Linked DNA regions of Homo sapiens: region 1 is linked to region 2. A link is an interaction called in ENCODE POLR2A ChIA-PET data of the cell type or tissue named here. Cell type or tissue: OCI-LY7. All regions are shown on one strand. Each heading gives the region's core, and the rest is flanking DNA. Links, peaks and the distances in the headings are about the cores only.

What was found. ChIA-PET counts read pairs that join two places held together with the same protein. Peaks named below come from ENCODE experiments on the same cell type or tissue, not always from the same donor. Only the 100,000 strongest peaks of a DNase experiment are listed, where the experiment ranks them.
Region 1: POLR2A ChIA-PET joins it to region 2 with 17 read pairs; 4 of 35 experiments call an interaction of 5 or more read pairs at or near these places.

Annotation. Positions count from the first base shown.
Region 1 is chr9:128,980,572-128,996,828 of GRCh38, reverse strand. It overlaps NUP188 (nucleoporin 188), which reads right to left. Exons shown (of 44, transcript NM_015354.3): 14 at 16,104-16,223; 15 at 15,439-15,565; 16 at 14,128-14,280; 17 at 13,801-13,927; 18 at 13,449-13,536; 19 at 13,279-13,355; 20 at 11,815-11,929; 21 at 10,151-10,271; 22 at 9,954-10,020; 23 at 9,112-9,240; 24 at 8,643-8,782; 25 at 6,603-6,709; 26 at 3,426-3,632; 27 at 3,135-3,304; 3 more. It overlaps LOC101929314 (a long non-coding RNA gene), which reads left to right. Exons shown (of 4, transcript XR_007061810.1): 3 at 2,795-2,939; 4 at 3,098-3,175. Among named protein-coding and RNA genes, the nearest start is that of SH3GLB2, 40 kb to the left of the region's middle. In OCI-LY7, for the core only: a CTCF peak has its summit at 3,673 (motif pointing left); no DNase peak of the experiment used is centred there.
Region 2 is chr9:128,899,427-128,907,426 of GRCh38, reverse strand. It overlaps LRRC8A (leucine rich repeat containing 8 VRAC subunit A), which reads right to left. Exons shown (of 4, transcript NM_019594.4): 3 at 1-270. The coding sequence starts at 262. Among named protein-coding and RNA genes, the nearest start is that of PHYHD1, 18 kb to the left of the region's middle. RefSeq lists a silencer at 3,514-3,686 and an enhancer at 7,170-7,309. In OCI-LY7, for the core only: no CTCF peak of the experiment used is centred there; a DNase peak (open chromatin) is centred at 4,926; H3K4me3 peaks cover 1,065 bases; H3K27ac peaks cover 3,082 bases.

The DNA.
Region 1 (16,257 bases), core at 3,586-11,585, 86 kb before region 2:
TTCTTTTGTATAGGTAGACAGGTGAGACAGAGAGCCAGATAGGTTTCCTTTGGGGAAAGAGGATGGTGGGATTTTCAGAGCTACAATTCAAGAACTGCTGCCTAACTAGGGCCTAAAAGGCAGGTGACATAAAGGTTATACCCTGGGGAATCAACCATTCTCAAAGACAGGTGAGCCTTTAAGTGTGTTTGGAGCCTTAGGGGTCCAAAACCACCATGCCACAGCAAGAGTAGCCACAAACCTGCCCCTCCTAGGCTCAAAGCTCCAAGCATGTGGGCAGTCTGGCACTAGGCAACAAATTTCACAGATGTAGGAGGTGCTTGGAAAAAGGAGGCATCTATCAAGCTGAAGTTGTTCATGAAGTCAAAAGATTAATCTGGGCCAAGCGTGGTGGCTCACACCTGTAATCCCAGCACTTTGGGAGGCCGAGGTGGGTGGATCACCTGAGGTCAGGAGTTCGAGACCAGCCTGACCAACAAGGTGAAACCCCATCTCTACGAAAAATACAAAAATTAGCTGGGCGTGGTGGCAGGCACCTATAATCCCAGCTACCTGGGAGGCTGAGACAGGAGAATTCCTTGAACCCGGAAGGCGGAGGTTGCAGTAAGCCAAGATCGCACCACTGCATTCCAGCCTGGGTGACGGAGCAAGACTCCGTCTCAAGAAAAAAAAAAAAAAATTAATCTGGATACCCCAAGAAAGAACACTTCAATACCAAGTCCTTATGATACAGCGTGACGGAGTCAAACCACAAAAAAGCCAAGAACAATGCATTTCTTCCAGATGTTATCTCTCTCTCTCAAAACCAACTCCCAGTAGACAGAGTACAGAGACAATGGCCTCTGTTCTTTTTCTAAGACCAGGAAATGCAGTTTCTAGAACCAATGACAAACTGCTTTTTAGAGAGGGTGCTGCTGCAGCTGTCACAGCTCCCTGCTGACTAGTCAACAAGTATTTATTGACCTAGCATCTACAAGGTACACAGCACGAGAAGACAGTTATGCCTTTGCACAAGAGGCAGATGCAGCCAGGGAGCAGCTAAGACCCAGCCAAGGCCTAAGGGAGGTACAGGAGGCTTTAGGAACTCTGAAAGGATTTCAAATCACTTCTCTGCATTCCTCTTAATGGTCTCCTGGACCCAACACCCTCAAATACCCCACAGTCCCAATCTCTCAGCATAGAACCTATTACAGTTTAGCTCTCAGGGATAAACCCTGATTAATTCTTCCGCACAAGGAGCTGTATCTGCTAGGCTCATGTCAACACATCATTGCTAAGGTACCAAAGTGAAAACTCTCCCCAAAAGGGTCTTACATGAGTGGTGGCAATGATGAGAAGCATCCTCCAGGCGGACACCAGCATCTGGTACTCTAACAAGGAGGTGCAGCTGCTGCCTTCTGTTTCGGCCACGTGAACTGCCAATGACTTGACATACCCTGACCAGTAGGCAAAGCGTTTCTCGATGGAAAATTTCTTCAGTGTATCCTTTAATGACTGGTCTAATGAACCCCTACAGTGTCAAGAAAAAACCTCCAGTTAGATTTTGAAAGCAGATGGGAATATAATGGGTACAGACCCTTGTTGAGGCAGAGAAAACGACCTTGCATGGGCTTAAAGGCAGACGGCTCCAGGACACCTCCAACGTGTGGGTTAGGCTGAGGCCTTTCCAGGATTCCTCCTCCATAAAATCCCAGTTGCATGGAGTTTGCTTCACAATAACTCTTTCTGACAATCATAAATGCCATCGGTGGATTGGCCAGGAACACAGCTCACTGGCCTTCCATGAATGGTTCCAAACCAGTTCTCTCCTCTGCCTTGGCTCTTCCAGCCATGCACCCAGTGGTAGGCCACCAACTCCCACTCCCCCAACCTTCAGTTAAAATCTCAAGAGGGGAAAGTACTCACTTTACTACATAGTATATCTCCAAGCAAATTATCTTCATGATTAGGGCACAGGTTTCCAGGATGCTGGGCTGTGGAGATAGCAGAACAGGCAATTATCACATCTCTGATCACTGATCTCCCCCAGTATATCAAACAGGGAACAGAGCAGGGGCCCAACACTTGCAGAACAAGTTAGCACAACCCCTGTTGAATGTGAATGTCCTGACTTGCAAGAGCAGAGGCGTCAGGTCCACAACGTCTCCAACTGAATGGAGAAGACCACAGAGCCACCAACACACAGTAGCGCAAACCACTTTCCTTCCCAAAGCAAGACATCAAAGGGACAGAAAGCTGGCACTTCCCTGAGAAAGACGTTTCTAGTGAAGGGAACATTCTGTTGTTTAATTAGGGGAGGTATCATTGTCTACGGCCCCATCTCACAGCCCACAGCCTTTCCTCCAAGGGACTTGTAGCCACCATCCTGCCCTCTGCCACAGCTTACCTCTGATGTTTCAGAGGGAGGAGAAAGGGTTCCAAACAGCGGACTGGTTAAATTTTCCCAAAACTTGGGTCTAAAAAGGAAATAAATGTTTGAAATCATAACTTTTTCCCTCTCACAGTCATTTTCTCCTCTCTCAAGCTCCCTTTGGTGGTCACTTCATATTTTACCAGTCTCAATCCTAATATGTGTCTGATAAGTCAGTTGTTCCCGTATAAATGAAAGGTTTCCATAGATAAAATTACATTTTCCTCTCATGAATCACACTTATGCATTATAGAGTTGATCAATAAAAACTCTTCAAGATTCCTTCCACTGTAGATTCCCAAAAGCCCCACAGAAGAGGAGGGAGGGAAATAAGACAGCAGACTCCCAAATTTAGCCTTTTAACACTCCTTCCCTTTGTGCCAGCAGGTCCAATAGAACGGAATGTTTCATTCAATCCAGTGACTTGAGCAAGCGCCTCTCTCCTGAATCTACTGTTTCTCAAGAATAATGAGTTTTGATGCAGCTAGTTAGCAAAAGGCAGGAACACAAAAGCAACTGAACCTTCCAGGTGCTTAATATTTAAAGATCCTTAATACTTGCAGCAGCATTAGAAAGAGAATTAGTGTAAAACTCCCAGGTATTGAACCAGGACTAAGCACTCTTATTCCCAGTGAACTGTCACAACAAACCTCTGGGATAAGAGCTATTATTACTCCCATTTTATAGACCAGAACAATGAAACTACTCCCAGAGGCAGACTTACTTGGTTCGGAGGACCAGCATGGCACTGTCCCTCCGATCCTGCCACAGAGCATGCAAAAAGGCAATGGCGGCACGATGCAGCAGGGGTGGGCACCAGTATCGATCTTGCTGTTGGGAATCAATCAGCTCCAGCACTGCATGGAGACAGCTCCACATCCCAAGGCTGAATTCCTGCAAGAAGGGACAGGTAAGAGTTCAGTTCCACAGCCACTGCCAGCAGCTGTACTTGCAGAGCCCAGCATCTGCCTCCCAGTGAGCCAACTCCCAGTGTCATCCCAGGTTACAGGCTTACCTTTGAGCCATCACTGCCATCCTTAACTTCCAGGTTCAGAAACAGTTCGATGAGGCCTGGCTGGGTCTCTACTGCAACAGTGAGGAACTCTAGAATCATGACTTTGATGCGCATGTCCTCAATTTTGCTCTGCAATCGGGTCAGGAAGGCATCACGAATGGCAGCCGCATCATTGCCCAGACAAGCATACACTGACATTGGGGCCACCTGGTGGAGACCGGAACACACAGGCTTAGAGCTCTGCTTCCACAAAAACCTCAATGGGCTCCCACAGAAGGGCACTGAAGAGCTCCCAGAAAATTGGCAGAAAGGGAAGCATCCAGACTACAGCTCTGGGCTAAAAGGGACATCACCACAAACAAGCATGAGATGCCCGCAAATTCACAGGAAAGACAGTAATCAGTATAAAGAAATGCTCAACTTCCCTCATGGTTAAATAAATACAAACTGAAAAGTGAAACATTTTTTTGCTTATTAGATTGGCAAAGACTAAACAATGATGAAGACCTTGCAGCAACGATAGAATACTTGGTGTTATAAGTATAAACTGTTACAATGTTTTTTGGAAGGTAATTTGGAAATATCTAATAAAAAATATCATGTTCATTTATACCTACATAAATCTTTGGAACTGTAAACAAATGTTTACAGGGTGGTAGGGATAATAATGTTCACTGCAGCACTGCTTGTAATAGTGAAAGACAGAAAGTAGCGCAAATAAATCAGGATGCATCCATTCTAGGATGTGATATGCAAACATTAAAAAGAATGAAGGAAGTCCAAATTAAAAAAAGGAAAAAAGACAAAAAAGAATGAAGGAAGTCCAAATGTGCCTATGTGGCATGAAGCACATCAAGACTGCCTGATATGGTATCAAGTAAAGGAAGCCAGTCATAAAACAGTACCAGGGGCCAGGCACAGTGGCTCACGCCTGTAATCCCAGCATGTTGGGAGGCTGAGGCAGGCAGATCACTTGAGATCAGGAGTTCGAGACTAGCCTGGCCAACATGGCAAAACTTCGTCCCTACTAAAAATACAAAAAAATCAGCTGGGTGTTGTAGTGGGCGCCTGTAATCCCAGCAACCTGGGAGGCTTAGACAGGAGAATCGCATGAACCTGGGAGTGGAGGCTGCAGTGAGATCATGCCACAGCACTCCAGCCTGGGTGATGGAGTGGGACTGTCTCAAAACAAAAACAGTACCAGGAAGGGCTGGGCGCGGTGGCTCATGCCTGTAATCCCAGCACTTTGGGAGGCCAAGCGGGCAGATCACGAGGTCAGGAAATCGAGACCACGGTGAAACCCCGTCTCTACTAAAAAAAATACAAAAAATTAGCCGGGTGCAGTGGCAGGCGCCTGTAGTCCCAGCTACTCGGGAGGCTAAGGCAGGAGAATGGCTGAACCCAGGAGGCGGAGCTTGCAGTGAGCCGAGATCGCGCCACTGCACTCCAGCCTAGGCAACAGAGCGAGACTCCGTCTCAAAAAAAAAAAAAAAAAAGAAAGAAAAACAGTACCAGGAATTCTGCTTTTATCAAGAACAAAAGTACACACTCAAATACTTTTTTTTTTTTTTTTGACTCTGTCGCCCAGGCTGGAGCACAGTGGTGTGAACTCGGCTCACTGCAACCTCCACCTCCCGGGTTCAAGCAATTCTCCTGCCTCAGCCTACTGAGTACCTGGGACTACAGGCACACGCAGCCACACCCGGCTAATTTTTTTGTATTTTAGTAGAGATGGGGTTTCACCGTGTTGCCCAGGATGGTTTCAAACTCCTGAGCTCAGGCAAGCCACCCACCTGGGCCTCCCAGAGTCCTGGGATTACAGGCATGAGCCACCACGCCCAGCCCTAAATACCTTTATTATTTTATTTTTTGAGGCGGTGTCTCACTCTGTCGCCCAGGCTGGAGTGCAGTGATGTGATCTCAGCTCACTGCAACCTCTGTTGCCCAGTTTCAAGCGATTCTCCTGCCTCAGCCTCCTGAGTAGCTGGGATTACAGGCACCTGCCACCCAGCTAATTTTGGTATTTTTAGTAGAGGTGGGGTTTCACCATCTTGGCCACGCTGGTCTTGAACCCCTGACCTCATGATCCACCTGCTTCAGCCTCCCAAAGTACTGGGATTACAGGTGTGAGCCACAGCGCCCAGCCGATACTTTTTAAAATACAAGAACACAGATAAGAAATGTGGAGCACAGCCTTGGAGACATAGCCAGACCCTATTTCAAAAAAAAAAAAAAAAAAAAGAAATCTGGAGCATGGCATATCCCCCTGCCCATAGGGATTCTTGGAATAAGGAGATCATAGGGCATCTTAACTTTCTGTTACATCTATTTGTAACATTTAAATAAATATTTTACAATAAGCATGTCTTTTTTCTCCTTTTATCTTGAGACGGAGTCTCGCTCTGTCGCCCAGGCTGGAGTGCAGTGGCGTGATCACAGCTCACCGCAACTTCTGCCTCCCGGGTTCAAGCAACTCTCTGCCTCAGGCTCCCAAGTAGCTGGGATCACAGGCACCTGCCACCACGCCTGGCTAATTTTTGAGATGGAGTCTTGCTCTGTCACCCAGGCTGGAGTGCAGTGGCGCGATCTCAGCTCACTGCAAGTTCCGCCTCCCTAGTGCATGCCATTCTCCTGCCTCAGCCTCCCAATTAGCTGGGACTACAGGCGCCTGCCATAATGCCTGGCTAATTTTTTGTATTTTTCAGTAGAGAAGGGGTTTCACCGTATTAGCCAGGATGGTCTTGATCTCCTGACTCTGTGATACACCCGCCTCGGCCTCCCAAAGTGCTGGGATTACAGGCGTGAGCCACCATGCCCGGCCCCCTAATTTTTGTATTTTTAGGAGAGATAGGGTTTCACCATCTTGGCCAGGTTGGTCTTGAACTCCTGACCTTGTGATCTACCCACCTCAGCCTCCCAAAGTGCTGGAATTACAGGCATGAGCCACCGCACGCAGCCTTTTCTCCTTTTTTCTATATTAGAGATGGGGTCTCACTATGTGGCCCAGGCTGGTCTTGAACTCCTGGGCTCAAATGATCCTCCCACCTTGGCCTCCCAAAGTGCTGGAATTATATACAGGCGTTAAGCCGCTGCACGTGGCCTGAGCATGTCTTTTGTAATCAGGGGGAAAAAAACACCCTCATATAAACAGTGTGTGTGCATGAAGTACGATCCTACCGTGGCCAGACGTTTCAGCAGCTGAATGGCAAGACGTGGCAAAGCAGGGTCATGTTTGTGGTAGATGTATTTGGCTAGAACAGCAATGAGGTTGTTTCCATGAGCACCTAAAGCAGCACAGGAAACAGTTTAGATATCAAGTGTGCCTAATTCAAGTCCTTAGAGCACTGACTGTTCAAAAAAGACCCACAGTGTGTATGTGAAGGAATTTACCCTCAAGTACTTGGAGGGCCACAGCAAACCTAGGTGGCTGTATCCTTCTCTTGATTGAGGAGCAAAAGAATAGTCAGAATTTGGGGATAAACAGTTCAACCCAACTCATCGACAGCAAAGATACATTTTGAATAAAATAGGTGCTTATTTTATTAATTTTTATTTATTTATTAATTTTTTTTGAGACAGAGTCTCACTCAGTCACCCAGGCTGAAGTGCAGTGGCACGATCTCGACTCACTGCACCTCCACCTCCCAGGTTCAAGCAATTCTCCTGCCTCAGCCTCCTGAGTAGCTGGGATTACTGGCGTGCACCACCACGTCCAGCTAATTTTTAAAATTTTTAATAGAGACAGGGTTTCACCATGTTGGCCAGGCTGGTCTTGAACCCGACCTCAAGTGATCCACCCACCTCGGCCTCCCAAAGTGCTAGGATTACAGGCACCCACCACCATACCCAGCTAACTTTTGTATTTTTAGTAGAGATGGGGTTTCACTGTGTTGGCCAGGCTGGTCTCAAACTCCTGACCTCGTGATCCGCCCACCTCGGCCTCCCAAAGTGCTGGGATTAAAAGCGTGAGCCACTGCACCCAGCCTATCTTTTTTTCTTTTTGAGAGAGGGTTTCACTATGTTGTCCAAGCTGGAGTGCAGTGGCAAAATCATGGCTCACTGCAGCTTTGACCTGCCAAGCTTCAAACAATCCCCCAACCTCAGCCTCCTGAGTAGCTGGGACCACAGGCATATGCCACCAGGCCCAGCTACTTTTTTTTGTTTGTTTTGGTATAGATGGAGGTCTCCTTATTTTGCCCAAGCTGGTCTCGAACTCCTGGACTCAAAGTATCCTCCCCAGCCTCACCGTCCCAAAGTGCTGGGATTACAGACGTGAGCCACCATGCCCAGCCCTTTATTATAATCTTATTAGGAAGATACTACAGGCATCCATAATCTGAAAACCTCAAATTAGAGCACGGTGGCTCATGCCTGTAATCCCAGCACTTTGGGAGGCCAAAGAGGGCAAGTCACCTGAGGTCAGGAGTTCGAGACCAGCCTGGCCAACATAGCGAAAGCTCGTCTCTACCAAACAGAACAAAACAACAAAATAAAACAAAACAAAACAAAAATTAGCCGGGCGTGGGACAGATGCCTGTAATCCCAGCTACTCGGGAAGCTGAGGCAGGAGGATTGCTTAAACCCAGGAGGCAGATGCTGCAGTAAGCCGAGATTGCGCCACTGCACTCCAGCCTGGGCAACAGAGCTAGACTGTCTCAAAAAAAAAAAAAAAAAAAAAAAAAAATTAAAAAATTAAAAAAAATCTGGAATGTGTCAAAATCTCTAACTATAGCTCAAAGGAAATGCTCACTGGAACATTTTGGATTTATGCTAAACTGGTAAGTATACTGCAACTATTCCAAAATATGAAAAAAAAATCTGAAACCCAAAACACTTCTGGTCCCAAGCATTTCAGATAAGGGATACTCAACCTGTACCATTATCCCCATTTTACAGATGAGAAATCAGAGGCAGAGTTGTTTAATAACGTACCCAAGGTCACACAGTTGATTGGATACAAAATTTGAACCAAGGCAGTCTGACTTCAAATCTGCATTCTTAACTATTATTCTATCATCAATAGGAGGCAGAAATAAAGTACCATCTAGTCCTTTTGTTTCCAATTTCAGGAAAGGAGCTGGTAATCATTCCCAAACTTCCTCAAGAAGCAGAAAATACTGTTGACATCCAAAAACACTGCCTAAGATACGTATTTATGAGCAAAAATGACTGGAAGAGAAATACATACCATGTTGTGACTGGAAGAGAAATACATACCATGTTGTGAGAGAGCCTGTTCCAGGGGGGACACCACATTAGAAGGAGGTTTCAGCCGAATAACATTGTTGGTGACGGAGAATGCCAGTTTCACTGTCTTGATCAGCAGCTGGCCCTGCCCCTGGCCCTCTGCCCCATCACTAGGGTGCCAAATGGAAACCAAAGATGATTCAGACAGTATGACTTCATTCGCAATATATGTGCTCTCATGAATTAGATTCCAACAATAATCCCAGAGTTCAACAGCTTCTGTTAGAGGCCCCAGTCCAAACTAGGAGAGAGGAGGAGTAATCAACTCCCTTTGCTATACGCCAATCTATACAGCAGCCACTAGGGTATGTAAAGGCTATGTCCTAGGAAGAACAATGTCGTCTTCTAAAAGCTACTGCAAGTTAACTTAAACTGGAGTTATTAGTAACATGCAGGCACAATAAAGACAGACAAAGGGAACGTGGAGAAGGAGCCCTACCTTCGAGGCTGAGCAGCCATCACCATGTCAATGGTGTCCACGCCAATGCCCATGATATTGATAACTGTCTGTCCTGCTTCTGTGTATGCCAGGCTGCAGATGCAGAGAAACTGCAGGCTGGGAGTATGACTGGAAGACAGAGGTATTCTGAGTTACCAGGGAGCCACTCAGTGTATCTTGGAAGGAAGGGCATTGTCCAATTAGGCTAGGGTGGCTAACCTAACCTACTGGACACTGGAGACCAGCTCTCTGCAAGCTGAAGGCACTCTGATCACTTTCCTGAAACAGACTTGATCACCTAAAGATCACCCTGAGAAGCAATCTAAATGTCCATCAAGTAACAGATACAGCTACTGAAAAGGATCATAATTAATCCATATGATGGAATGCATAGAACCATTAAAATAAGACATCTATAAGCAGTAGCATGGAAAGAAAGTTACAGTCAATACAGAAAGAGGAAAAAACCAAGAATACATAGTAACTGGCCCTGGGATGCAGATATATATGAAGAGTGTCTCGTCAGGAATGAACTTTTGTAACGATCATAAAGAATGATTAATATATTAGTGTATGTATACACATACACACACACACACACACACACACACACACACACACACACACACTCTCTCTCTCTCTCTCTCTCTCTCATTCCTACTTCTCTGTCCACAGTGAGAAATGATAAACAGGCCAATGGAAAGCAACTAACAACCTCAAGATTACTGAGTTCTGGGCTCAAGCAAGGTAAATTCTCTGGAAGAACTGAGACGGCTTTGCACAGCAAAAGCCCGTGTCTTGCCTTGGCGAGCACCAAGCTCTAGTAATCAACCCTTCATTACCTGCTGTGCAGGTCTGTCTCGTGGCACAGGTTCAGTATCGCATGAATCAGCTCCAAGATCAGGCAACCTGGACTCCAGAAAAGACAGAGGAATGATGTGGCCTTGTGAAATGACCCCTTATCTCAAGAAAGGGAAAGAAAAAAGCTCTCCAGTGGGGCCAGAAATCCCCAGGTCTTCCCTGCCCATGCTGTCCTTACCAATCTGTTCCCTCACTCCATGAGAGTTGTAGCGCCACTTATGGTAGCTGGGAAGCATCTCCTTCAGCACAAACATTACACAGGGTACAAGTCCTTGGCTCTGGGTACTACCAAGTTGCCCCTACAAGAAACCATGCAGTGAGGACTTCCGCACATTTAAGGAAAAGTCATTTAGTTACCTAGAGATTTAATTCCAAAACCATAGATAGGTCCAAAGGAAATCTAGGCAAACCTTGGTCATCAATGAAAAAAAAGAAACATCAAAAGTCCTACTTTATAGTTGAGCCCAAGTTGTGGGTCTTTTCTAGAATAGAAAAAGTGATGAAAGAGAATGTCACAAAAGGCACCAACACGAAGAAAAGGGATGCAGGCTAAATCTGGACAGAAGGGAGGCACCTTAAACATAAAGGATAGAGGATTGCTGATGATGAACAATGCCACTTCACTATCATGATTGCCAGCCGTCCCTAACCTCAATCCCATCACTGAAATACTAGAAAGGAGATCTGATATGCAAAAATCTGATACCCAATGATATCTGTTAACTGTAGCATCCTTCTACTAAAAATGGGGACTCTTTAGTTATATATAAATATCTATATATTCCTATCTCTATATGCAATCTTTTTTTTCGCCCCCAAGATGGAGTTTCACTCTTGGCACCTAGGCTGGAGTGCAATGGCGTGATCTCGACTCGCTGCAACCTCCGCCTCCCAGGTTCAAGCAATTCTCCTGCCTCAGCCCACTGAGTAGCTGGGATTACAGGCGTCCACCACCACGCCCAGCTAATTTTTGTATTTTTAGTAGAGATGAGGTTTCACCATGTTGGCCAGGCTGGTCTCAAACTCCTGATCAGCCTCAGGTGATCCATCCGCCTCGGCCTCCCAAAGTGCTGGGATTACAGGCATGAATCACTGCACCCAGCCTACAATCATTTCTTTTTAAGCATTCATTGATTCCTGCAGGCAGGAAGTATAGTTTTTTTCATGCATGACCCTCTTCTCAATCCCATGAGGTAGAGACCATATAGCATTCTGTTTTAGAGACTCTTAAGATATTCTTTACTTGCTCAAGGTCATGCAGCTAGTAAGCTGTCAACCTGAATGTAAACCTAATTCTGACTCCAAAATTTATGCTCTATGTCATTATTTATGCTCTATGTCAGTATTTTTCAAACCGAGTTGTAACCCATTAGTAGATTATGAGATCAGTCTATGGTCAAAATTCACTTAAATAGGGAGGAGACTGAATAGAAAATATCAGGGTACAACTTGTGTGGTAAGAATAAATGTTGTGAAATAAACTGTGAAATTTTGCTTCAGGAATATACACACATGTATATATACTGGGATATGATATTATCCCAGGTTACTGTCAAAATAGCTTGATAGTAACTGCAATACCCTTTTGGCCTCTTCCATTCTACTTCATAAACCTTCCAATCATTAAATAAATTCACATAATTAAGCACCTAATAGAGTACATAACTGGCACATACTAGGTACTCAATACATAGAAACTGTTGTCACTGTAACTTCAAGATGACTATTCTGCCTACAGACAAGAAGATTACAGCACCAGGGGCCAGGGAAACTATTTCAGAGTCATCTGACAAGACTGGACCTTTTCTTTTTCTGCCCTTTGTGAACAAAATCAGACTGTACCTTGACAAGGGTGGTGATCAAGCGCAGAAAGGCAATAGTAACCCCATACTCGCCCTGAGGCTGTTCACTGTTCATCAAGAGGTTTCCGTACCCTCCAGCATTCATCCCTTCCGCACTGGAAAAAGAAGTAGAGGGAAAAAAAATGATAGGGAAATTTCAAGGTTTCAAGAAACTAATCATAGAGCATTCTTGTTATAGTCTAGATGACTTGAATATAAAATAGAAAAGCTCTCCAGTGGAAATAATCCAATCAAGACAGTTCTGTACCCAGGGTAAACATTAAGAACATGTTTTATTGATGTAAAACCTAGATTGAAAGTAAAAAAATCAAAGGAACATCAGGGAAACATTTTTGTCAAGAGACAGCAAGGCGAGAATGCTCAGGTAGTAAGATGGAGCCTGTGTACTGGTAAGTGGTCTACTGGCTGAGCTCGAGAACCCATGAAATGAGAAAAAGTACAGAGTGATTGTGGCTTAATAACGGGACACCAAGTCCCTGAATCTAGAAACCTCTGGATTTTCTGGGCTGGAAAGTAAATGCTCACATACTAACGTGATTGATGTTGGATAAGAAATCTCTCTTGCTCTCGGCCGGGCACCATGGCTCATGCCTGTAATCCCAGCACTTTGGGAGGCCAAGGCAGGCGGATCAGTTGAGGTCAGGAGTTCGAGACCAGCCTGGCCAACACGGTGAAACACTATCTCTACCAAAAATGCAAAATTACCGGGGCGTGGTGGTGAATGCCTGTAATCCCAGCTACTTGGGAGGCTGAGGCAGGAGAATCACTTGAACCTGGGAGGCGGAGGTTGTGGTGAGCCAAGATCACGCCATTGCACTCCAGCCGGGGCAACAAGAGCGCAACTCCATCTCAAAAAAAAAAAAAAAAAAATCAGGCCAGGCGCGGTGGCTCACGCCTATAATCCCAGCACTTTGAGAGGCTAAGGCGGGCAGATCACTTGAGACCAGGAGTTCCAGACGAGTCAGACCAACATGGTAAGACCTCGTCTCTATTAAAAATACAAAAAATTAGCCGGGCGTGGTGCCGCACATCTGTAATCCTGGCTACCGGGGAGGCTGAGGTGGGAGAATTGCTTGAACCCGGGAGGCAGAGGCTGCAGTGAGCTTAGATCGTGCCACTGCACTCTGGCCTCGGTAACAGAGCGAAACTCCATCTCAAAAAATAAAAAAAGTAAATAAATACATAAATAATACAAAAATTAGCTGGGCGTGGTGGCTCGAGCCTATAATCCCAGCTACTCGGGAGGCTGAAACACAACAACTGCTTGAACATGGGAGGCGGAGGCTGCACCACTGCACTCCAGCCTGGGCAACAGAGTGAGACTCCATCTCAAAAAAATAAACAAACAAATACATAAAAATAAAATTAATAAACCTAGGCTAGATCTGAGACATATGTGGTTCTCACTAGGGAATATGGCCCACCACCCTAGGACTTGGCTCACCTAATCATCTGACTCAGGCTGGAGACAGGATGGGCCACAAATGGTAAAAAACCTGTGTGACGAAGATCAGTCCAGACCTGAGAAGGAAAAGGAAGAGTTAAATGCCCACATATCTTCAGGTATGTGCCAAGTGCTACATTTTTGGCTCTTGGGAAGATCTGGCATCTCACCTTTGCTGGATTGCGGGCAGCCAAAACAGTTAAGCAGTTGACACAAGAAGCAATGACATCCACAGGTGGGGAGATCACTGTCGTTAACCTGGTTGGAGAACAATACACTATACTCAATAAAGCAAATAATACAACTGGTTCCCTCACAAACATTTTTCCACTTCTCTCTCCCCAGTCTCTCCCCTCAGCAGACATATAAAAACAGGAAAACCCTCACAGATATAAAAACAGGAAAACCAAGGAATATGCGCGAACTTTAACCCAGTGGGTATGTGTCCAGGTTCCTGCAAACTGAGGGCACAAGTGCTGAGATCTCTACTGGGCAGCTGAGGGTCAGCCAAGACAGACTCACCGCTGCAGCAGCATGTAGATGCGAGATGTGATGGGCAGGAGACAGTCTGCTATCGACAGGTCTGTACTGATGACCTTATGGACGAGATCAATGATGGGTTTGACTCGCTGGCAGTGCTGAATCACATCTGAGAAGAAAGACAGCCTGTGACCTCACGGCAAACAACCCCTTTAAGATCACTGAACAGTCTCTGAGACCCAGATACACAAATCAGACAAATCACAATCTTGATGGTTCTAAATTTTATGTAGATATTCTATTTTCTAAATCCTCCAAGCATATCCACTTTTCCTCCTCGTAGGTGATGTTTCCGAAAGCTGACCTTACCTGCAGTTGAAACAACATGAAGCAACATTTCAATCTCGCAGGTAAAGAGGGTCCAGCTGCTATAGGAGTATTCCCAGCGTACCAGGTATGCCCTATCATCCAACATTACTTGGCCCACAGTGCCTTGAGGTATGCGAAGGTTGGTTTGACCCCCTGAGAGAGAAAGATAAATTAGTCTAATATCTGAGGATAAATAAAAAATGTAACTCCTCTACCAGACATCAATATTTTAAACACACAGAGATACACAAACTCACAGACATTTTTTTTTTTTGAGACAGAGTCTCCCTCTTGCCCAGGCTGGAGTGCAGTGGCGCGATCTCGGCTCGCTGCAACCTCCACCTCCTGGGTTCAAGTGATTCTCGTGCTTCAGCCTCCCAAGTAGCTGGGACTACAGGTGCGCACCACCACTCCTGGCTAATTTTTGTATTTTTAGTAGAGATGGGGTTTTCCATGTTGACCAGGCTGGTCTTGAGCTCCTGGCTTCAAGTGATTTGCCTGTCTTGGCCTCCCAAAGTTCTGGGATTCACAGGCTTTCTTCTTAGTAGCTAACATTCCTAAAGCTTTTTCAACTAAAATACACAAAAAAGTTCTTGTCATGTAGACAAGTGTCTTTTTTTTTTTGAGATGGAGTTTTGCTCTTGCTGCCCAGGCTGGAGTGCAATGGCGCGATCTCAACTCACTGCAACCTCTGCCTCCCAAGTTCAAACGATTCTCCTGTCTTAGCCTCCCGAGTAGCTGGGATTACAGGCATGCACCACCACGCCCGACTAATTTTATATTTTTAGTAGAGACGGGGTTTCTCCATGTTGGTCAGGCTGGTCTCGAACTCCCGACCTCACGTGATCCGCCCACCTTGGCCTGTAATCCCAGTGTTGGGATTACAGGCGTGAGCCACTACACCTGGCCGACAAGTGACTCTTTCTATATGTCTGAAAATCACTTGAGTGCAAAGAACAGTTTTCCATTCAAATGATGATAACAACAGTACCTCATAGGACTGTTAGTGCCTAGATGACTGGAGAAGTCAGTGGTGATGATGCCAGGATTAAAACGGTGAGGCTATTCCCTGTATATTTTCCTCTTTGAGCACCTGGTACAGATGTGAGCCTCAGAGTGTAACTGCCTGGATGCATTGGCTCACGTCTATAATCCCAGTGCTTTGGGAGGCTAAGGTGGGAGAATCACTTGAGCCCAAGAATTTGAGGCTGCAGTGAGCTATGATCTTGCCACTGCACTCCAGCTTGGGTGACAGAGCAAGACATCAAAAAAAAAAAAAGCTGTCATAAAAGGGGGATCTCTTTATCTCACCAAGGGGATAAAGGAGTTTGGGTGTTTGTCTCCGCCAAAGAGTTCCATCTTCATGGGAGATCACATCATGAGGCTTGTGTTTATAAAGTTCATTGTAGAAAGACATCTTATCCAAGAAGCTATACACCTGCCAAAACAGAAAAAACCATCACACATTTCCCTCCAGGATAAGCAAGGAGAGGTCCCACAGTCTGCTCTTTCAACCAGACTCTCAAACTTCTTGCAAGCCCACCACTGTGACTGTTCTTGGAACTGCCTTCTGCGCCCCTCGCCAAATCTTCACTGGGCTTTAACACTCAACTCAAGTCCCCATCACTCCACAAGGGCAGTTATCTCTCCTGAACAGTATGGTCTTTATTGCTCAAATGACATTTACTCTGTACCACCTGGCTCTTAGCTATTTATTTCTTATATCTAGTAACTTCCAACTAGATATTAAGGAACTTTATACTTAGTCTTAGTCCCACAGTATCTACAATAGGTACTTAATGAAAAGATTATTTAATTTTTTAGAATTGAGGTGCTATCTTTGGTATCTTTCATTCACCTTCAGACAAACTTTTGTCATGGCAGTAGAACTGCAATGTGGAAAGCAAAAAAGATTCCTAATAAAGTCTCCATAAAGAATCTCCCATTCTCTTTACTTATCTGACTAAGCAACTTACCTTTTTGGCTGTGGACTTCCCTGATACCAGGGCTCGGAGCAGTTGCAGGAGTGGGGAGAGAAGGTGGGGAAACATTCCACACACACTGTCCAGAATGATCCCAAGGCCAGAAGTTGGCTCCTGTGGTGGAAGGGGACAAATCACTGATCTTCAC
Region 2 (8,000 bases), core at 1-8,000:
GCAGAATGGTGGAGTTGGGGTAGGTGGGCTCCGGGCCAGGGGCTGCCCAGCCCCGGAACGAATCATTGCAGGAGTCCTTGGTGACCCACTTACAAGGCAGGCAGATCATCTTGTCTTGGGTGACCTGCAGCGTCCCCCCGAAGACGGCAATCATCAGCATGACGATAGAGATGTAGTCTGTGAACACATCCCACCACGGCTTCAGGATCCGGTATGCTGGCTGCGTGTCCGCAAAGTAGCGGAGCTCTGTCACCGGAATCATGGTTCAACCTAAAAGGGAGCCATAGGAGGGGGGTTAGCACAGGGTGGCCTGGCTTTCCTAGGACCAGGGGTCAGGGGAAGAAGACAATGAAAATTCTTCCATTGTCCAAAATTCCACCTCAAATCTAGCTGGGAGCCAAAGCCTGCCTACTCCACGGGGCAGCCCACTTATCAGCCCTTCTGCAGAAAGCATGTGGCCACTTGGCTGGGAAACCACCCTGGGGGAGGCAGGCAGGCTCCCCATTTAATACACAGGAAGACTGAGCACAGTGAGATTAGACAGATCCCCAGTGCAGCCTCAGGGTTCTCTGCTCCATCCCTTGCATTCCAGTAAGAGCAATCGGGAACTCCTTTCTAAAGTCCACCTATTTAATGAACAGATTGACCAGAGGGACACATTTAAAACTCCCAGTTCACTGGGAACCAGCTGCTGTAAAGCTGCAGCAAAGGGCTGGAGGGATTCCCGCAAAATATGAGGAAAGAAAGCAACATGCAGAGGGGGCACAACATGAACTCACTTCCATAAAACAAAGAGCAAGGTTTAAAAATTCCACGTGGTTCACGTCTGTAATCCCAGCACTTTGGGAGGCCGAGGTGGGTGGATCACCTGAAGTCAGAAGTTCAAGACCAGCCTGGCCAACATGGTGAAACTCGGTCTCTACTAAAAATACAAAAATTAGCCTGGCGTAGTGGCGGGTGCCTGTAATCCCAGCTATTCGGGAGGCTGAGACAGGAGAATCACTTGAACCCGGGAGGTGGAGGTTGCAGTGAGCTGAGATTGTGCCATTGCACTCCAGCCTGGGCGACAAGAGTGAAACTCCAACTCAAAAAAAAAAAAAAAAAAAAAAATTCCACATGGGGGCTGGCATGGTGGCTCACGCCTGTAATCCTAGCCTGTAATCCCAGCATTTTGGGAGGATGAAGTGGGAGGATCGCTTGAGTCCAGGAGGTTGAAGCTGCAGTGAGCTATGACCCCGTCGCTGTACTCCAGCCTGGGTGACAGAGACCCTGCTTCAACAACAAAATTCCACATGTGTGTATAGTTATGTGTGTACAAGATTCTGGGAACACTCGGAAGACCAAAGGTCACATAGTGGGTCTTAATGACAGGCTCCTAGGGGAGCGGCCTCAAGAGAGGGGATTAAGAATAAGGCTCTCCTCCCTCACAAACTGGGTGATCACAGAGAGGCCTTAATGTAAAATCATCTCTGGTTGCGTGTGTATAAAGGAATTAAAAACAGCAGCAACAGCAGGCTCTCCCAGAGAGAGTCTAGTTTGACTACTATGGCGAGAAGCTGGAAATCTGATTTTTCTTTTTTTTTTGAGACGGAGTCTTGCTCTGTCGCCAGGCTGGAGTGCAGTGGCATCATTTCGGCTCACTGCAACCTCTGCCTCCAGGGTTCAAGTGATTCTCCTGCCTCAGCCTCCCGAGTAGCTGGGACTACAGGCCTGCACCACCATGCCCAGGTAATTTTTGTGTTTTTTAGTAGAGACAAGGTTTCACGATGTTGACCAGGATGGTCTCGATCCCTTTACCTCCTGATCTGCCCGTCTCAGCCTCCCAAAGTGCTGGGATTACAGGAGTGAGCCACCGTGCCTGGCTGGGAACCTGATTTTTAACACATAACTTTGGTGACTCTAATGATTGGCCAAGCTTGGGAAACACTGGCTGAGAAGCCACATTAGGAAACCCAGACTGTGCTACACAGGAGGCACGCAGCAAGATCTCTGTGAGAATGCCTCTCTGTGGCCATTCGTGGTCACACGGCCAAGGCTGGTTGCTCTTACAATGAAAGACGTATGGCTGTCACGGAGGGATAAGGTACTAGATGTTCCCTGGAGAACATACGGAAAATTGTAAAAAAGCGTAGCAGCAAAAAAAGAAGAATCCGCTTTACAATCCCCACCAGGGTTACACACTGTTAACTTTTCACTGAATAATAACCTTCCAGTCCTTTCTGTGTATTTTATAATTTTATAATTTTTCTTGTAAGAGATTGGATCTTGCTCTGTTGCCCAAACTAGAGTGCGGTGGCGTGATCATGGCTCACTGCAGCCTCAACCTCCTGGTCAAGCAATCCTCCTACCTTAGCCTCCCCCAGGTAGCTGGGGCTACAGGTGTGTGCCACCATGCCTGGCTAATTTTTTTTTTTTTTTTTTTTTTTTTTGAGACGGAGTCTCGCTCTGTTGCCTAGGCTGGAGTGCAGTGGTGCGATCTTGGCTCACTGCAAGCTCCGCCTCCCAGATTCACGCCATTCTCCTGCCTCAGCCTTCCAAGTAGCTGGGACTACAGGCACCCGCCCACCACACCCGGCTAATTTTTTTTTGTATTTTTAGTAGAGACGGGGTTTCACCGTGTTAGCCAGGATGGTCTCGTTCTCCTGACCTTGTGATCCGCCCGCCTTGGCCTCCCAAAGTACTGGGATTACAGGTGTGAACCACCATACCTGGCCCATGCCCGGCTAATTTTTAAAATTTTTTGTAGAGACAGGATCTCACTATGTTGGCCAAGTTGGTTTCAAACTCCTGGCCTCAAGCAATCCTCTGGCCTTAGCCTCCCAAAGTGTTGGCATTACAGGAGTGAGGCACTGCACCCAGCCCTTTCTGTGTATTAGAATAAATTGTGCTTTTATTTATTTATTTATTTAGAGACAGAGTATTGCTCTGTCACCCAGGCTGGAGTGCAGTGGCACAATCTCAGCTCACCACAGCCTCCGCCTCCTGGGTTCACATGATTCTCCTGCCTCTGCCTCCCAAGCAGCTGGATTACAGGCACACGCTACCACGCCCAGCTAATTTTTGTATTTTTAGTAGAAACGGAATTTCGCCACGTTGGCCAGGCTGGTCTCGAACTCCTGACCTGAGGTGATCCACCTGCCACGGCCTCCCACAGTGCTGGGATTATAGGTGTGAGTCACCATGCCTGGCCAAATTGTGCTTTTACTTTACATTCAATTTTTACTTTACACTGTAACCCAGAACCTAGATTTTTATCTAAACCAAGTTTTAAATGCCTGTGTCAAATGTGTCTGTCTCTCTTAGGAGAGGAACAGGGGTGCCCAGATGATGGGCCACCTTTCTTTGATTACTGATAATGTTAATAACCAGAATAGTAACAAACTTTTTTTTTTTCCCTTTTTGAGACAGTCTCACTCTGTCACCCAGGCTGGGGTGCAGTGGCATGATCCTGACTCACTGCAACCTCTGCCTCCTGGGTTTAAGTGATTCTCATGTTTCAATCTCCCAAGTGGCTGGGATTACAGACGCCCGCCACCACATCCAGCTAATTTTTGTATTTTTAGTAGAGACGGTGTTTTGCCATGTTGGCCGGGCTGGTCTTGAATTCCTGGCCTCAACCAATCCACCTGCCTTGGCCTCCCAAAGTTCTGGGATTACAGGCGTGAGCCACCGTGCCCGGCCTAGGTAGGAACTCTTTAAGAACAGCACTTCTCGGGCCAGGCACAGAGGCTCACGCCTGTAATCCCAGCACTTTGGGAGGCCAAGGCGGGCGGATCACGAGGTCAGGAGATCGAGACCATCCTGGCTAACAAGGTGAAACTCCGTCTCTACTAAAAATACAAAAAAATTAGCCGGGCATAGTGGCAGGCGCCTGTAGTCCCAGCTGCTTGGAAGGCTGAGGCAGGAGAATGGCGTGAACCCGGGAAGTGGAGCTTGCAGTGAGCCGAGATCACGCCACTGCACTCCAGCCTGGGTGACAGAGCGAGGTGCCGACTCAAAAAAAAAAAAAAAAAAGAACAGCACCTCTCTGCAAATGCCAAACACTCCCCAGCCCCAATCTTTCTAGGCTATGCTGGATGGGGAGGACAGGAGGAAGGCAGAGCAGGACCCCATGTGAGGCAGGTGGAATGGGGCACTCAGCAAGGGTGATGATGGCCACAGCCAGTGCTGAGGGCCTGGAAGTGTGCCAGGCACCAGGCAGGCCTCCCCTGCAGGCCCTCCTAGGGTCATCCTTGATGCCCAAGAGGCCAGGCCTCTATAGCCCCATCCCAGAGATGGGGGTGCTAAGGCTCAGGAAGGTGACATCACCTGCCAACATCCCCCTGCTATTAAGGGGCAGAGTAGAGTAAGAACAAACCCAGCAGGCCTGTCCCTCTACCACCGGGCTCAGGTCCTCGCCACCATGTGGGACTTGCCCTCCGCCTGCCCAAGGTCTCACCCAGGCGGTGCCAAGAGAAACAGGACTGGGAGTGCAGCTTCCCCGCCCCTCAGCATTACCAGCGCTCAGGTCACAAAGGGGCCAGCAGACACCACCGCCCGCCCTGGGCTGGCAGCTCCAGGCCAGAAGTCAGTCCTCCTAGTGATGCCAGGACTCACGGGCCAGGGCAAGCACCCGCCCCACAGGAAGGCCCGGGCCCTCTAATGACCAGGTGGGTCCACGCACCACCTACACTGCTGGGAAAGAAAGTGGCACTGGGAGAGCTTCTGAATCACACAGCTGCCTCCACTGAGACATGTGGACACCTGGAGTCCCCATCCAGGGCCAGGACCTAAAGACTGGGGAACAGAAGAGGGAGGAGAGGAGCCCGGTGCATGCAGCAGCCTGCCTGCCCCCAAGTCTGGAATGAGACAGCCAGGGCGGGCGCGGCTGTTTGAGCGGGCAGGATGTGGTGACAATGATACTGCAACACCTCCCTCGTGTTCAGGGAGTGGGGTGTGTTCGCTCACAGAAACACCTGCTTCCTCTGCGAGGAGCCGCCCCAGCCCCGCCGACCTGGGGCTTGTCTGTACCACCCAGACTCCTCCTTCTGAGGCAGGAAGTGTTCCCAGCTCAGTCACACAGGTGAGGGAAACTGAGGCTCACAGAGGCAAAACCACCTGCCCAAGGCAGGAAACACCGTCCCAATCAGGTCTGATTCTGACCACCCGCCCCAACTCCGTGCTTGGTCTGGGAACATCCGGACTCTGTTCAGCCCTTGGCTAGGTCCAGCGGGGGTAAAAAAAAATGATCAAGGTGGGACTTCTGCTTCAGGTTCCTCTCTCCAGTTTGAGTGTGTCTGGGGAGTGGAGGAGGGCCCTGGGGTTCCAATGGCAGAGCCTGGGGCTGGCTGCAGAGCTGAGAAGGGCCTGGACTGGAGTCTCTCACAGGCCTGGCCCGGCTGGTGCCTGGGCCTACCCCTGGTAAGGGTAACCTGTCTGGAGGGGTCACCCCCAGCTGCACCCGTTTCCTTGTCCTCTGCTGTGTGATTCTGGAAAAGTCACTGCCCCTCTCTGATGGGGCTTCGGGGGAGATCAGGAAAGAGGGTGCAGGCACCAAATCCAGGGTTGAGTTCCCAAGGGTGTGGGGAAAGGAGCCCCACCCCAACAGGAGCCAGCCGGGTGGTCAGAGCCACCTGCCTGCCCCCTACAGGGGCAGGCTCCCTCCCACACGGCTCTTGCCGAGGATGAAGAGGGGAAGCCAGTACCAAGGTGTGGGCCTGGACTCTGGTAGCCTCTCTGTGGGACCTTGGACAAGCTCTTCACTGCTTGCAGCCTCAGTTTCTTCACATACATGGTGGGCATGATACCACGCAGGGCTGCTGGGAGGAGGCCATGGAATTATTTTAATTAAATGGGACGGGGTCTTGCTATGTTGTCCAGGCTGGTCTCAAACTCCTGGCCTCAAGCAATCCTCCTGCTTTGGCCTCCAGAGTAGCTGGACTGTAGGCATGTAGCACCACACTAGGGTAAAAAAAAATTTTTTTTTTGAGGCAGTCTCACACTATTGCCAGGCTGGGGTGCAGTGGCACGATCTGGGCTCACTGCAATCTCCGCCTCCCAGGTTCGAATAATTCCCCTGACTCAGCCTCCCAAGCAGCTGGCACTACAGGCGCGCCACCACCACGGCCGGCTAATTTTTCATATTTTAGTCAAGACGGGGTTTCACTATGTTGGCCAGGATGGTTTCCATCTCCTGACCTCATGATCCACCCGCCTTGGCCTCCCAAAGTGCTGGGATTACAGGCATGAGCCACTGTGCCCGGTCTGTTTTTTTTGAGATGGAGTCTTGCTCTATCGCCCAGGCCGGAGTGCAGTGGCACGATCTCGGCTCAATGCAACCACCACCTCCCGAGTTCAATCAACTCTCCTGCCTCTGCCTCTGGAGTAGCTGGGATTACAGGCGTGCACCACCATGCCCGGATAATTTTTATATTTTTAGTAGAGACAGGGTTTTACCATGTTGGTCAGGCTGGTCTCGAGCTCCTGACCTCATGATCTGCCCACCTCAGCTTCCCACAGTGCGGGGATTACAGGTGTGAGCCACTGCGCTGGGCCTCACACTGGACTAATTTAAAATAAAAATTTGAGAGATGGGGTCTTGCTATGTTGCCCATTTGGCCTCAAACGCCTGAACTTGAGTGATCCTCCCACCTCAGCCTCCTAAGTAGCTGGGACTACGGGCATGAGCTACTGCACCCAGCAAGTCTTAGGAACTAAATGCTTTTATTTTTATTTTTATTTTGAGACGGAGTCTCAATCTGTCACTCAGGCTGGAGCAGTGGCATGATCTCAGCTCACTGCAACCTGTACCTCCTGGGTTCAAACGATTCTCCTCCCTCAGTCTCCTGAGTAGCTAGGATTATAGGCGCCCACCACCATGCCCGGCTAATATTTGTATTTTAGTAGAGACAGGGTTTCACCATGTTGGTTAGGCTGGTCTTAAACTCCTGACCTCAAGCGATCTGCCCACCTCAGCTTCCCAAAGTGCTGGGATTACAGGCATGAGCCACTGCGTCCAGCCCCCAAATGCTTTTAAAGTGCTTTGTGCAGAGTGGGGCGCAGTCAGCCCAGGCTGGTATAATCTTTCTTCCACCTCCTCAGCACCTAGTGAAGCCAGATTCTCTTTGAGGACAAGAGTCAATTGTTAGGACTCGATACACTCAGAGTCTCTCCCAGAGAGCACCTGAAAGGGGACAAGGTGGGGTGGGGTGCTGCAGGGCGTGGGCCCCCGGTGTGGTGGAGAGGCCAGCAGCAGTTTCAGGTGGATGTGGGTTGGGGCTGGGGTAGGGAAGGCAGCTAAAGCCAGGAAGCCTGGGCCCTTCCTTTCCCTGCCCAGCCCTGAGGAATCCCCACAGGGAGGGGCCCAGTGCAAGGACCTGCCCAGGAACTCAGGACTGCAGATGACTAGATACCCACAAGAGAGCAGTTCCAGTTCAGAAACAGACAACCAAGGCCAAGGCCAGATTCTCCCCTGCACTGAGCCAGGAGGTCCCCATTGTTTCCAGGTCCATTTTTTCCCCTCAATTTTTTTAGACTGTCATAAAACACATGTAACTGAAAATGTACCATCTTACCCATGTTCAGGGGTGTAGTTCAGTGGCATGAAGCACATTCACTGTTGTGCAACCATCACCACCATACACAGAACTCTCTTCATCTCGTTAAACTGAAACCCACACCCCTTAAACACGACACCCCTTCCTCCCACCGCCTCCAAGCACTCCATCCCACTTCCTCTCTCTGTCAATCTGACTTCTCTAGGGACCTCATGTAAGTGGAATCATAAGGTATTTGTCCTTTTGTGATGGGCTGTATCACTTAACGTAATGTCCTCAAGGCTCACCACGTTCTAACACATATGAGAATGTCCTTTTGTTAAGGCTTTTTTTTTTAAGGTGTCCATTTTATAACCACGGAAACCGGCTCAGAGACAGAAGTCTTCTGCCCAACTTCATACCGCCTATAAGTGACAGAGGTGGCGTTCAAACCTGGATTTACAGTGGGCCCAGACAGGCAGCACC